2 separate regions of the Homo sapiens genome follow, and region 1 is linked to region 2. A link is a contact called in ENCODE Hi-C or POLR2A ChIA-PET data. All regions are on one chromosome and are shown on one strand. Each heading gives the region's core, a stretch centred on a gene start or an enhancer-like site at or near the end of the contact. The rest is flanking DNA. Distances are from core to core; before and after follow the strand shown. Region 1 has its middle 12 kb from the start of ZMIZ2. Region 2 has its middle 240 kb from the start of INHBA.

What was found. Hi-C counts contacts between places; a loop is a spot of excess contacts on that map. ChIA-PET counts read pairs that join two places held with the same protein, here RNA polymerase II (POLR2A).
Region 1: a loop to region 2 is called in a map of vagina, with 27 times the contacts of the local background. The contact joins two enhancer-like sites. A Hi-C loop is called at or near these places in 1 of 168 maps with a recorded cell type or tissue (vagina). POLR2A ChIA-PET finds 5 or more read pairs at or near these places in 1 of 52 experiments (H1).

What each region holds. Positions count from the first base shown.
Region 1 is chr7:44,733,321-44,740,340 of GRCh38, reverse strand. No RefSeq gene overlaps it. Among named protein-coding and RNA genes, the nearest start is that of ZMIZ2, 12 kb to the left of the region's middle. RefSeq lists enhancers at 1,695-1,774, 1,825-1,904. Within about 2 kb of position 4,745, at least 7 of the 41 ENCODE cell types and tissues checked have a DNase peak (open chromatin) inside an H3K27ac peak, as active enhancers do.
Region 2 is chr7:41,939,292-41,946,911 of GRCh38, reverse strand. No RefSeq gene overlaps it. Among named protein-coding and RNA genes, the nearest start is that of INHBA, 240 kb to the right of the region's middle. Within about 2 kb of position 3,716, at least 7 of the 41 ENCODE cell types and tissues checked have a DNase peak (open chromatin) inside an H3K27ac peak, as active enhancers do.

The sequences.
Region 1 (7,020 bases), core at 3,496-5,995, 2.8 Mb before region 2:
TCTTACTGGGCAGCTGAGCAGAGGTGGGGGTGGGACAGCTGCCAACAGCTGTCTCTTCATAAGAGTCTACTTTGCCATGGGTGAGGTCTGGAGAGAAAGGGGCAGGGCTGGTCTGACAGTGCTGGTGCCTTCCCAGCAGGGTGACTTGCCCTGGAGCAGGCAGCAGAGCCGGGTGGGAGTGGATGGTCACTTTACACCAGGGTGCCTGCCATAGTTTTGTCTTCTTTACTGCAAGGATCATGGAGATCTTCTCAGAGTTATGTATGAAAAAGCCTTCCTCTCTGCTTCTTCATATCTGCTCAGATAGCTCTACCTTCTGAGAGCTTCTGCTGTCCTGGAACTTTGGCTCTAAGTGGCCCACCCGGTCCTGTTGGTCAAATTCCCTATTCAATTTTCTTACCTTCGCTCTCCTGCTAGCTGGCTCAACCTTTTCATACTTCTTAAAGTTCTAGGAGAATCTGCCCGGTGCGGTGGCTCATGCCTGTAATCCCAGCACTTTGGGAGGCCGAGGCGGGCGGATCATGAGGTCAAGAGATCGAGACCATCCTGGGCAACATGGTGAAACCCCGTCTCTACTAAAAATACAAAAATTAGCTGGGTGTGGTAGCACGTGCCTGTAGTCCCAGCTACTCGGGAGGCTGAGGCAGGAGAATAGCTTGAACCCGGGAGGCAGAGGTTGCAGTGAGCCGAGATCTCACCATCGCACTCCGCCTCAGAAAAAAAAAAAGAATCGGTGGCTGGCCACCCTGCGAGTTGAGATCTCGACACAGAGTAGTGAAGAGGGGAGGGTCAAAGAGCGGGCACTGGACATGGGGAGCAGGGGTTAATGTGCATGCCCACGGTGCAGGGTCAGAGGTCAGGAGGGGTGAAGTGAAGGTGGCACCAGACACCTATGTCCTGTCACCTGGGCCTAGGACCAGTGTGGTGGCTGCAGCTGATCTCCTGCTGCTTCTCCCGTCCACCTTCACTTCCTAGCACAGATTCCAAAAGCCTGGTCACCCTGCCGCTCCTCACTCAGAGTACAGCAGCAGCCAGGGCTCACTGAGCCAGTCATAGCCTCACAGGGTCCACCAGGACCCCGGGCTCCTCTGAAGCTCTGTCCCAGGCTGTACCCTAGGTCCTACGCAGGCTTTACCACAGGTCCTACTCCAAGCCCACCTCAGGCCCCACCCATGCCCCACTCCAGGACTTGTCCAGCCTGCACCCAGGCTCCACCACAGGCCTGGCCCCAGACTGTCACAAAAACAATACCTATTTATTGTAAAACATAAAAATATGTAAGACCGGCTCGGCGCGGTGGCTCACGCCTATAATCCCAGCAGTTTGGAAGGCCGAGGCGGGTGGATCACCTGAGGTGAGGAGTTCGAGACCAGCCTGGCTAACATGGTAAAATCCTGTTTCTACTCAAAATACAAAAAATTAGCCAGGGGTGGTGGCGCGTGCTTGTAATCCCAGCTACTCGGGAAGCTGAGGTGGGAGAATCGCTTGAACCTGGGAGGTGGAGGTTGCAGTGAGTCAAGATTGCGCCATTGCACTCCAGCTTGGGCAACAAGAGGGAAACTCCGTCTCAAAAAAAAAAAAAAAAAAAAAAAAAAGTAAGACCAGGTGCTGTGGCTCATGCCTGTAATCTCAGTACTTTGGGAGGCTGACATGGGTAGCCCAGGAGTTCGAGACCAGCCTGGATACCATAGCAAGACCCCATTTCTACAAAAAAATTAAAAATTAGCCACCACAGGCATGGTGGCATATGCCTGTGGCCCCAGCTACTCAGGAGGCTGAGGTGGGAGGATTGCTTGAGCCCAGGAGGTCATCTGCCATGAGCTGTGATTGCATCACTGCCTGGGCAACAGAGTGAGACCTTGTCTCTGAAAAACAAAACAGAAAGCTAAAGTAAAGAGAATTAAATAAAATTTACTGTAATCCTGTCTCCCAGAAAAAAAAAAACTACTACTTTTAGCGTATTGATGTTCTTCTGCTATTCCACATACAACATTCCAGCAGCACTGGCCCCCACTGCATGTGTTTATACAGATGGAACTGGGTCAGCTCCACCATCCATGCTCCCTCCACCCAGGGTCACCACGCCACTTCCCCCTGGCTCCTTGGCATTCTTGGGGAGCTTGCAGGAGCTACATCAGCCTGACAGGCACAGTCTTGTGAAGGACCCTCCACACTTCTCTCTCTGCCTCTGTCTCCCAGTTGCCCATGACCAGCAGGCCCCTGGCTGTGGCCCCAGCTGACATGTCCATGCCATGGGCACCATATTCAGATACTTCCGAGTTTCTTTTTTTTGAGATGGAGTCTTGCTCTGTCACCCAGGCTGGAGTGCAATGGCACAGTCTAGGCTCACTGCTACCTCTGCCTCCTGGGTTCAAGCGATTCTTCTGCCTCAGACTCCTGAGTAGCTGGGACTACAGGCATGTGCCACACACCCGGCTAATTTTTGTATTTTTAGTAGAGACGAAGTTTCACCATTTTGGCCAGGCTGGTCTCAAACCCCTGACCTCATGATCCACCCGCCTCGGCCTCCCAAAGTGCTGGGATTACAGGCATGAGCCACCGCGCCGAGTTTCTGAACCCCAAGTCAGGCAAGGTGCCGACATCTGCAAAGTGAGGACAAAAATCAGCTATGCCCCAAACTCTGCTGGCTGGTCACAGGAGGGATAAATTTCAACCCATTCTCCTCTAGCTGCCTTTGGGCCCTTCTAGCCGCTGGGCTCCTATGCCCAAGACCTGACAGGGTCTGCACCCCAGAACTTCCTGTGGGCCAGCAGCTCTCATGGGCTAAGTTGGTGCAGGTGGGCAGGGAGGAGAGAAGGGGTAGTGTCCAGAGGAACTCAGTCCCCCACAACTCCCAACACACATGCATAATGCTCTAACAGAGGTGAGATTCTAAGGTGGAAGTTGTGTTGCCTGTTTTCCAGTTAGCATTTGTATTATTTTCTAAGTGTCTCCTTCCAAGCCCTGTTAACCCCCACCCATGTCCATACCCAGACACCAGCAGCCCATGGTTGTGTAGGCCCTGCTGCCTAGTTTCAGTTGATCTTCCTGACCCCTGACCTCAGATGGACCCTAGGTGCTGGCAGGTTGGACTGATTCCTTCCCAGTCAATGCACCCTGCGCTTCCAGACACAGACCACAATTTCTCACCTCCTTGGCTCACTCTTCACAGACGACCTTCCTCCTGAGTCCACTGAGCCCATAAAAGTGATGGGAGAGAGCCTCAACAGGTGCCTCTTCCCAGGACCCCACCCAGCTGCCTCTGGACTGGGCTCAGCCTGCTCTGGTGCTCCTCCCTACTCCAGGCCCCTGATCTTCTGTACCCACTACTGAGCCACATCCAAGCACTTCGCAACACCCAATCAATGCTGCCCTTGCTCCAGCCCTTGCCAGCCCTCTCTTTTTGCTCTTTCTCTTTTTTTTTTTTTAATTTTTATTTTTTGAGACAGGGTCTCTTTGTAGCCCAGGCTGGAGTGCAGTGGTGTGAACGCAGAGCCCTCTGCAGCCTCAATCTCCCTGGTTGAAGTGATCCTACCACCTCAGCCTCTGAAATAGCTGGGACTACAGATACGTGCCACCATGCCCAGCTAATTTTTGTACTTTTTGTGGAGATGGGGTCTCCCTGTGTGCCTAGGCTGGTCTCAAACTCCTGGGCTCAAGTGATCCACCCATCTCTGCCTCCCAGAGCACTGGGATTACAAGGGTGAGCCACTACCATCAGCCTCTTTTTGCTCTTAATAACAGTCTATTCGAGCTATAAATTCACATTTATACAATTCACCTGGGGTGGGTGTGGTGGCTCACGCCTGTAATTCCAGCACTTTGGGAGGCTGAGGTGGGCAAATCACGAGGTCAAGAGTTCGAGACCAGCCTGGCCAACATGATGAAACCCCGTCTCTACTAAGAATACAAAAATTAGCTAGGTGTGGTGGCACACGCCTGTAATCCCAGCTACTTGGGAGGCTGAGGCAGGAGAACTGCTTGAACCCTGAAGGTGGAGGTTGTAGTGAGCCGAGATTGCGCCACTGCCCTCCAGCCTGGGCAACAGAGCAAGACGCCATCTCAAAAAAAAAAAAAAATTCACCTATATAAAGTATACAATTCAACAGTGTTATGTATATGAACATAATCAATTTTAGAGCATTTTTATCACTGTCAGAAGAGATCCTATATCCATTAGATGTCATTCCGCATTACCTCCTCCCCAGCCCCTGGCAACCAATAATCTACTTTTTGTTCCTATGGTTTGCCTATTCTGGACATTTAATATATACGGAATAATAAAATATGTGATCTTTTGTATCTGGCTTCTTTCACTGAGCATAATGCTTTCATGGTTTATTCATGTTGTAGCATGTATCAGCACTTTATTCCTTTTCATTGCTGAATAATATTCCATCATAGGGATACACCACATTCTGTTTATCTGTTCATGAGTTGATGGACATTTTGGTTATTTCAGCTTTTTGGCTACTATGAATAATGCAGCTATGAACATTCATGTATAAGTCTCTGTGTGGACATGCTTTCACTTCTCTGGGTACATACTTGTAAGTGGAATTAATGGGTTTAATGGTAACTCTATGTTTAAACTTGGAGAAACTACCAGATGATCTTCCTGTTCTCCAAAGCAGCTGTACTATTTGACATTCCCACCAGCAGTGTATGAGGGTTCCAGCTTCTCTACATCCTGTGTCTTTTTATTAGTCATTCTAGTAGGTGTGACGTGGCATCTCATTGTGGTTTTCGTTGGCATTTCCCTAATGATTCATGATGTTGAGAATCTTTTCACATACTTACTGCCATTTGTATATCTTCCTTGGAGAAATGACTATTCAGATCCTTTACCCGTTCTTAAATTGGATTTCTTTTCAAGAGGATGAGGGTCTCCCTGTGTTGCCCAGGCTGGTGTCTAACACCTGGGCTCAAGTGATCCTCTTGCCTCAGCCTCCTGAGTAGCTGGGACTAGAGGCACACGCCACTGCTCCCAACTTGGAATTCTTTGTATATTCTGGACACAAGTCCCTTATCAGATATAATTTGTAAACATTTTCTCCTATTCTGTGGATTGTCCTTTCACTTATTTTTTTTTCCTTTTTTTTTTTTTTTTTGAGATGGAGTCTTGCTCTGTTGCCCAGGCTGGAGTGCAGTGGCATGAATTACAGGCGCCCGCCACCACGCCTGGCTAATTTTTGTATTTTTAGTAGAGACGGGGTTTCACCATGTTGGTCAGGCTGGTCTCGAACTCCTGACCTCGTGATCTGCCCACCTCAGCCTCCCAATGTGCTAGGATTACAGGCGTGAGCCACTGCGTCCAGCCTATGTCTGGACTTTCAATTCTATTCCATTGATTTATGTATCTCTCCTTATGCCGGTACCTCACTGATCTGATTACTGTAGCTTTGTAGTAAGTTAAAATTGGGGCCCAGGTTCCATGGCTCATACATATAATCCCAGTGCTGTAGGAGACTGAGGATTGAGGATCCCTTGAGGCCAAGAGTTCAAGACCAGCATGGGCAACTCATCAAGATCCTGTCTATACAAAAGAATTTTTTTTTTTTTTGAGATGGAGTTTTGCTCTTGTTGCCCAGGCTGGATTGCAGTGGTATGATCTTGGCTCACTGCAACCACTGCCTCCTGGGTTCAAGCAATTCTCCCTCCTCAGCCTCCTGAGTAGCTGAATTATAGGCTCCCGCCCCCATGCCTGGCTAATTTTTGTATTTTTAGTAGAGACAGGCTTTCGCCACGTTGGCCAGGCTGGCCTGGAACTCCTGAACTCAGGTGATCTGCCATCCTCGGCCTCCCAAAGTGCTGGGATTACAGGTGTGAGCCACTACACCTAGCCAAAAAATATATTTTGTTAATTAGCTGGGCTTGGTGGCATGCACCTGTAGCCCTAGCTATTCAGGAGGCTGAAATGGGAGGATTGCTTTAGCTCAGGAGTTTGAGGGTGCAGTGAGCTATAATTGCACCACTGCACTCCAGCTTGGGAGAGAGATCCTGTCTGTAAAAACAAAACAAACAAGGAAAGGAGAAAGGAAGGGGGAAAGGAAAGGTGAGGGGAGGGAAGAGTAAGGGAGGGGAAGGGAGGAGAGGGGAGTGGAGGGGGAAGGGGAAGGAAGAGGAAAGGATGGGAAGGGAGGGGAGGGGAAGGGAGGGGAGGGAGAGGGAGTGGAAGGAAGGGGAAGGGAGGGGAGGGAAGGGAAGGGAATTGGGAAGTGTGAGTTTTCCAACTTTGCTGTCTTTTTTTCAAGGTTGTTTTGGCTATTCTGGGTCACTTGAATTTTTTTATAACTTTATGTCTAATTGACAAATAATAATTGTATATCATTATAGGGTAAAAGGTATTATTATATGTATACACTGTGGAATGATTAAATCAAGTTAACTAGGTCAGGAGCAGTGACTCATGCCTGTAATCCCAGAACTTTGGGAGGCCAAAGCGGGTGAATCACTTGAGGCCAGGAGTTTGAGACCAGCCTGGCTAAAATGGCAAAACTCCGTCACTACTAAAAATACAAAAATTAGCCGGGCACTATGGCTCACACCTGTAATCCTAGCACTTTGAGAGGCAGAGGCGGGTGGATCACCTGAGGTCAGGAGTTCAAGGCCAGTCTGGCCAACATGGCGAAACCCCATCTGTACTAAAAATACAAAAATTGGCCAGACGTGGTGGCTCACACCTGTAATCCCAGCACTTTGGGAGGCCAAGGTGGGTGGATCACCTGAGGTCAGGAGTTTGAGACCAACCTGACCAATATGGTGAAATCCTGTCTCTACTAAAAATGCAAAAATTAGCTGGGCATGGTGGTGGGCAGTCCCAGCTACTCCAGAGACTGAGACAGGAGAATTGCTTGAACCCGGGAGGTGGAGGTTGCAGCAAGCCAAGATCGTGCCACTGCACTCCAGACTAGGCAACAGGGTGAGATTCCTTCTCAAAAAAAAAAAAAAAAAATTAGCTGGACGTGGTGGCACATGGCTGTAATCTTAGCTACTCAGGAGGCTGAGGCAGGAGAATGG
Region 2 (7,620 bases), core at 2,467-4,966:
TGGGAATCTTGTGCGGGTAATCAAACCAGGGAGGTATGATTACCTACTGCCTCTGCCTTTCCTGTATTCTAGATTCTCTAGAAGAGATCTACTCCAAATCTTGTAAAACCAAAAGGGTCTCTACACTTCTTAGGAGTGGGTGGATGAGACAGTGAGAAGAACATGAGCTAGAAAGCCTGTGTGTATCCTGAAGTTCCATTTGGAAGGACAGAAATGCTAAGAAAGGGTGTGATGGTTGGTTGTTATTTTGAAAAGTCAGTTTGACAGATATTTACTGAATACTTATCACCAGTGGATAAAAAGGATGAAGGATAACTCTTCTCTTAAGGACCTCACAGTCCAGAAAGAAAAAGAGAAAAATGCAACATTGGAGGGGAGGATGGGAAGTATTGTGAGAGCAGAAGGCATGGGCTTGGAGGAGGAGACCTTCCCAACTGAAGCCTGTGGGGGTTCCTGGAAGATCTTCCTAGGATGTGGGTCCTGAGCTCATGCTGAAGGGCCATTCGCCAGGTGAGGCTTTAGAGGAAAGGGTTTCACGGTTTCCCAGGTGATGCAGGAGGCCCAGAACCTGTGGTTTACAGGGGAAAGGCTTGGGCTTGCACTCCCCTCGCAAGCCCCATTATAGCTCTAAGTGGGAATTGGGTGGCTGGAGGTGACCCAATCCACCCAGAGAGTGGGGCTCCCATGAATCAACTGGAGGGATGTGCAAGGGACTTCTATTGATGGCAGAAGCATCACCAGTGCCATTTACTTCTGTTTTTCTTCATGCAGAACAATGGCAGGGAAGGATTCTCCCTTCTCTCAAAGACCTACTTGGGATGGCAGGACACAGTGTGAGGCTGCGGACAAGATCACCAGTGTCCAGCACTTTCTCATCACAGCATGTTGGGGGTCTCTGGCTGCAGAGAGCTTGACGTCATAGTTAGGACATTTTTTGGTGGCAAGGAACAGAGGCCAATTCAAGGTAGCCAGGTGAGTGATGGTGCTGTAGGGAGATCTCCTTTGGGGAGAGCAGAACTGAGAGCTTACATTGTTACTGGGAGCCCTGGGAGCAACCTCTTCACATCTTTACATTCTGATTTCTCCATCCTCTCTTCACGCATCCCACCCAGCACACTTATTCTGCCTGGCTGGTGGGAAATGGTGGCCCACAGTGCCCAGGTTCTTCGTTCAGATTTACAGTCACCTACAGAGACTGGTTCTTCCTCACTCCCACCTCCAAAGTCCTGGGGTCTAGGAATGACTCTGTCAGGGTTAGATGTGACCAGCATCCCAGCCAGAAGTGTGGGGTTGAATCGTGCAATTGAGGGTTGCAGGTAAGTCCTGTGCATAAGGTGGGGTGGCGGGTGTCAGATTGGGGGTCACTGTGAACCAGTACACACCCTGAAATCAGGCTGCAAGCTCGGAAGGAAAATGGGGTCTGCAGAAGGAGAGTGTTCTCTGGAAATGAGAGTTGGGGCTTCTTGGGCCCCCTTGTGGGTCACAGCTATGGGATTTAACCTCATGTGGGATACATTGTCAAAGAAAGGGCCCTAGCTAATATTTCTTGGTAAGTTTTCATCCTTCAATTCTCTGCAGTTTAATACCTCCAAACACATATTTCTGAGTTACAGTGTTTATTTAGAAACCTCACAGAGCCTTTGGGAGGCCGAGGCGTGTGGATCATGAGGTCAGGAGATGGAGACCCTCCTGGCCAACACAGTGAAATGCCGTCTCTACTAAAAATACAAAAAATTAGCAGGGCGTGGTGGCAGGCGCCTGTAGTCCCAGCTACTCAGGAGGCTGAGGCAGGAGAATGGCGTGAACCCAGGAGGCAGAGTTTGCAGTGAGCTGAGATCTTGCCACTGCACTCCAGCCTGAGTGACAGAGTGAGACTCCATCTCAGAAAAAAAAAAAAAAAGAAAAGAAAAAGAAAAGAAACCGCAGAGCCATCCGGGTACGGCTGCATGTATTTGCATTTACAGTGACTGATGCTGAGTTCCTGGCTATAGGAGTATTCCATTTTATGGAATACTTCTGGATACTGCACTCACAGACTCAACTGTAAACTGAACACATTTATATTATATCTCTAATCTCTATTCTCATAATAGTCTTACTAGTATTACCACCACTTTAAAAATGGAGAGAGAGAGAAAGAGAAAGTGTGTGTGTTACCTTTCTGAAATCACTCAGCTAGCAAGTGCAAGAACAGGGATCCCAACCCTCACCACTTCTCCACATTCCTTGTTTTGCGAATCAAGATGTGTGACCCTGTTTGGGGTTAGGCACAGTGGCTCAAGCCTCTAATCCCAGCACTTTGGGATGCCGAGGAGGGTGGATCACCTGAGCTCAGGAGTTTGAAACCAGCCTGGCCAACATGGTAAAACCCCATCTGTACTAAAAATACAAACATTGGCTGAGAGTGGTTGTGCACACCTGTAAATCTGAGCACTTTGAGAGGCTGAGATAGGAAGATCACATGAGGTTAGGAGTACGAGACCAGCCTAGCCAACATGGTGAAACTGCGTCTCTACTAAAAATATAAAAATTAGCCGGGCGTGGTGGTGCACCTGTAATCTCAACTACTCAGGAGGCTGAGGCAGGAGAATCGCTTGGACCCGGGAGGCAGAGGTTGCAGTGAGCTGAGATTGTGCCACTGAACTCCAGCCTGAGTGACGGAGTGAGACTATGTTTCAAAAAAAAAGATGTTATGACATTGTTTGGGTCATAATCAGTCACAGAGAAACATAGTGGCAAAATCCCAGTCTCTGAGTTCCAAGGCAGAGAATATGTGAGTTTACTCAGAGATGACAATTTAAGATTGCCTCTTCCTTAGCTCTGGGACCTCAGGCAAGTTTATGTATCTGTGCCTCAGTGTCCTCATCTGTCCAGATGACTGAATCATTGTGAGCAGGAGATGAGTTAAGTCTTGCAGTGTTTGCAGGCACCAGGGAAGTGGCACAGGTTATAATTAACAGTTCAGACATCAGGGAAGGGTTCCAAGAACATGAGTTAAACACTGACTAAGGAGGGGCCCTTTCAGAAGAGGAAGAGGTGGAGAGGAAGGTACAAGAGACAGTATGAGGTGGGAGAGTGGACCTCTGTAGATGAGGGTCAGGAAGGAGGTTGACAGGATGTACATAAGGCACTGGCAGGAGTGAAAACTCGGGGTGAAGGTGCATAGGCCCCAAACACCCCATGAAGGAGTCTGGGCTTTGCCCTGGAGGACCAGAGCTGGAGGGGACACACCAGGGGGGCCAGTGGGTGTGCTTTTTGGAGAAAATTTTAGAAGAAGAGGGAGGAGGCCAGAAGTCAACGATGCCTGGTCTAGAAGTCATAGCTTCTGTGAACGAGGAAGTCTCATAGGCAAAAGAACAGGCCTGGTCTTATGGGGTTCTGGGTCCAAAGGCCAGACCTGTTGCAAAGTGTCAGCAAGAGAAAAATTCCTGGCCCTCTCCTGCCAGCTCTAGCTCCCCCTGTCAATGAGAGAAAGGACAGGCCTATTCCAGAACACTCAGCCATCAGGCACAATCTCCAAGACTTGACTGTCCACTGCCCTCCTTCCCTCCCTCCACACTCCCCTCACCACACTTGTGGAGGGCCTGGGGATTAATGCCCAGTTTGCAGGGCATTTAATAGTGGCTTCTCAGCGGGCGGAGCTGCAAACGCGTCCAACAGCCCCTTCAGCCCATGCTGCTGCTGCCACCGCGTGGTGCAGGCGGGGAATGACTGCGCACCGTCCCTGTTCAGCGGGAGCACCGGAGCCCATCTCCACCTCCGTTCTCTGCGCTGAAGAGGAAAGAACCACGCGGATTCAGCACGGGGAATGTTTCTTGTTTAGGAACTGTAATATAGGGATTGGACACTAGCTAAAAAAGAGCATCTTTGGAGATGGGGGTATTAAACAGTTCAAATATGCTTGGGATTCATCAATATGAGACTTGGAGAAACATCTCTGTGGCCACTGCTGTGGCTTTCTTGGATCTGAACCAGACACTGCCTTTGTTTTTTACTACATATAAGCCAGAGGGAGTCCTGGGCTGCCTGAGCTGGGGAGGCGGGTGCGGTGACAGCAGCGCCCCTGCAGACTGAGCCTGCGAGTCCCACGCGTGAAGCCCACGCGTGAAGCCCGCAGGGTGCGCCGGGTTGTGCGGGGCATGGCAGCTCCCAGCCCCTCCACACATCGGGTCGGCCACTTCCCTGCGGGGACAGAATCTAGCATTTTTTCAACTGTCCTAGTCTATGTATAATTCCGTTTGTCTTTTGAAAGCAGTTGTTTATTTTGAAAGGCACAAGCGGAATGCCTTACATCAGCGCCCCTTGACCCGGAGGTAGGAGGAGCGTGAGAGGAGCCACAGGGTGGACTTTAAACCACACCGATGTGCTTGAGTCACGGGTCCTCGGGTAGCAAGTGGCTCTGCACAAGTTGTTGAACTTTTGAATTTTTTTTTTTTGACAGAGTCTCACTTATGTCCCCCAGGCTGGTGTGCAATGGCACGATCTCCGCTCGCTGCAACCTCCGTCTCCCCGGCTCAAGCAATTCTCCTGCCTCAGCCTCCAGAGTAGCTGGGATTACAGGCGCCCCCCACCAAGCCCAGCTACTTTTTTGTAGTTTTAGTAGAGATGGGGTTTCACCATGTTGGCCAGGCTGGTCTCAAACTTCTGACCTCAAGTGATTCGCCTGCTTCAGGCTCCCAAAGTGCTAGGATTACCGGCGTGAGCCACCACGCCCGGCCAGTTGTTGAACTTTCTATGAGCCTCTGTTTCCTCATCTGTGGAATGTGTCCTAGTCTATGTAGTAGATTAGTCTCTCTTGTAGAGGAGTCTAAATCATCAAGGGCGGTGTGTTTGCCTTTCATTTTACCCCACTCCAGACCACTCAGCAGGGCCCCCTTCTCGTTACTCCCTTTAACTATTGCAGCGAGTTAGGCAGTGACCCTTATATTCATGTCCGGGCAATCACTTCAAACATGGATATAGATGAACTCTGTGCCAAAAGAAGCATGTAACTGATTGCCCCCCAAAAGGAGAGGGCCAGGGCTGGTCATAGCGATGACCATGTGCCCAGAGGTCTTAGCGTGTGCCCCAGAGGAGGCTCCAAAATGAGGAAATGAGGGATCTGAAGGGCGGAAGGGAAGAGAGGTTCAGGCAGGTGTCCAAGGCTATCTGCCTGGTCAGTGACAGAGCCTGGACTGTGTGAAGGCAGATCCCATGCGTCTACCACTCACTGGCTGCCTCCAGCGGAAAGCAGAGTGGGCCCTGGGGTCACACACTCAGCTGGGAGGGAGTCCTCTTCCACGGAGTCAGTGGGTGACAGGGAATAGCCAGAGGCAGGGAAAGGAGAAGAGAGTGAGCAGAACAAGGTCATGGCAAAGTCTGGGTGAGAGGGAGGCTCCCAGGTGCAGGGCATTGAGAAGGGAACCCACAAGGGGAGGGGCCGAGGGTGGGGAGCCGCGGCTGGGGCACACTGAGGGTGAGGAGAGCATCCCATCCATGTGAAAATACCCAGGAGCTTGGGGATTTTGAGCTCCTATGAGTGGGCGTCTCATACCCAGAGTTCATTGCTGATGCCTTGACTGATTTCTTAAAACAGAAAAGATTTACTTGTAGGTGAAAGGAAGGAGAAAGACAGAAAAGAAATGTAATAGAGTGTCCCAGACAGGACTCAGTGCCATCAGGGATAGGGGTCAGGCACCTCTTGCCCAGAGATGCTTAAGGAGCTATGGTTCTTTGATGCTCTACCATTCTAGGAGTAGTTCAGGCAGCAAGAGAAACATCTTCCTGCCGCTAAGAATTGCTCAGACTTCAGCTGTTGTGGGCACTTACATTACTTAAGTTCAGTTTTTGTCACTCAAGGAAAGTCTTGTTGACAGAGGTGACAGAGGCTCAGAGTTAGGACCCATGTAGCAGAGATCAGCTTTACTGGGAAAAACTGCTTTGAGGCTCTGTAGGGAGCGGAATGAGAAACGGCAGTCACACACTGCCCCCTGGTGTTCAAGAGCATTTACTGTACCTTGGCTGCTTCCAAAGAGACAGGCGGAGCTCAGGCTTAGTCACCTTACAAATGTCCTTCCTAGGTGTTTTGGGTCTTACACATGTTCTTTTCACCTGTCAGTAACGAGGACCAGCTTTAGTGTTTACCAATCTATTTGCGCACTTTTTGGCCATACAACCCCGTGCAGGAAAAATAATCACAGGGAAAGAGAAGTGGGCTCTCCTCCCTGCACCCTTCCCTGCTCCCACAGCAGCCCACCTGGGAGCTGGCATATGTGATGGTTGAAAAGCATACTGCTTTTTACGTGTCATTCCTCAATAAAGTGATTTTCAAAAACACACAAAAAAAGCGTGGACTTTGCAGACAGATCATATTCAAATCCTGGTGCCCTGTGACCCAGAGGGTGGATAAGTCACTTAATCTGTCTGCGTCCCAGAGCGCCATGTGCTAGGAAGTGAGAATTAAAATACAAATGGGTCTGATCTCCAGCAGCTCAGAGGTGGCTGGAGGACTTACAGAGAGGAGGAGGTTTTCAATACAGCACCAGAAAAGCTTCAGAAGAGGTCAGTACTGGGAGCAGTGTATCTGAGAACCAGAGATTGAAATGGCTGTTTCATGAGGGCGATTGTGAACATTAAATGAGAGAACATGGATAAGGTTTTTAGTGCAATTCTGGCACACAAGGAACCACAAATTATAGTTATTAGAGTTCCAAAGGGGCCTCAGTGATTAAGAGCAGTAGGTCTGGGGACAGGATGGAGGTGTTGCTCCGTGTTCTGTGGCAGGGATTGACTAGACCTGGGCAGCCCAATGGAGATATAATGCAAGTCACAAATTAAAGCCACAAATGTAATTTTAAATTTTCTGGTAGCCTTACTTTAAAAAGTTTTTAAAAAGTGAAATCAAGTTTATACTTTATTTAAACCTATAAATCCAACATATTGTCATCTCAGTATGTAACATCAACAATTATTAATGACGCCTTTGACATTTTTTGATTTTGCCAAATCTTCACAATTCCATGTCTGTGCTACATTTGCAGCACATCTCACTTTGGACTAGCCACGTTTCAAATGCTCAATAGTTCCTGTGGCTCATCTGTATTGAACAGGGCAGCTGTAAAGGGCCACCTTGGCAAGGAAGAGGGACAAGACAGACTAGGCACATCCACCCTGCAGTTGAGCTGGAGAGCTTCATTCTGCTGTGTCTGCCTGTTTGGTCTAGGAGACATTAAATCTGTGCTTGTCAAAGAGTGGCTAAGAGATCACCTGCTTCAGAATCTTCGGGGCTGCCTCTTGTTTTTTTTTTTTGTTTTTTTTTTTTGACATGGAGTCTTGCTCTGTCGCCCAGGCTGGAGTGCAGTGGCGCCATCTCCGCTCACTGCAAGCTCCACCTCCCTGGTTCACGCCATTCTCCTGCCTCAGCCTCCAGAGTAGCTGGGACTACAGGTGCCCGCCACCACGCCTGGCTAATTTTTTGTATTTTTAGTAGAGACGGGGTTTCACCGTGTTAGCCAGGATAGTCTCCATCTCCTGACCTCGTTATCCACCCGCCTTGGCCTCCCAAAGTGCTGGGATTACAGGCATGAGCTTCCCCGCCCGGCCCTGGTCTGCTTCTTAAATGAAAAATCAGATTCCTTGTCC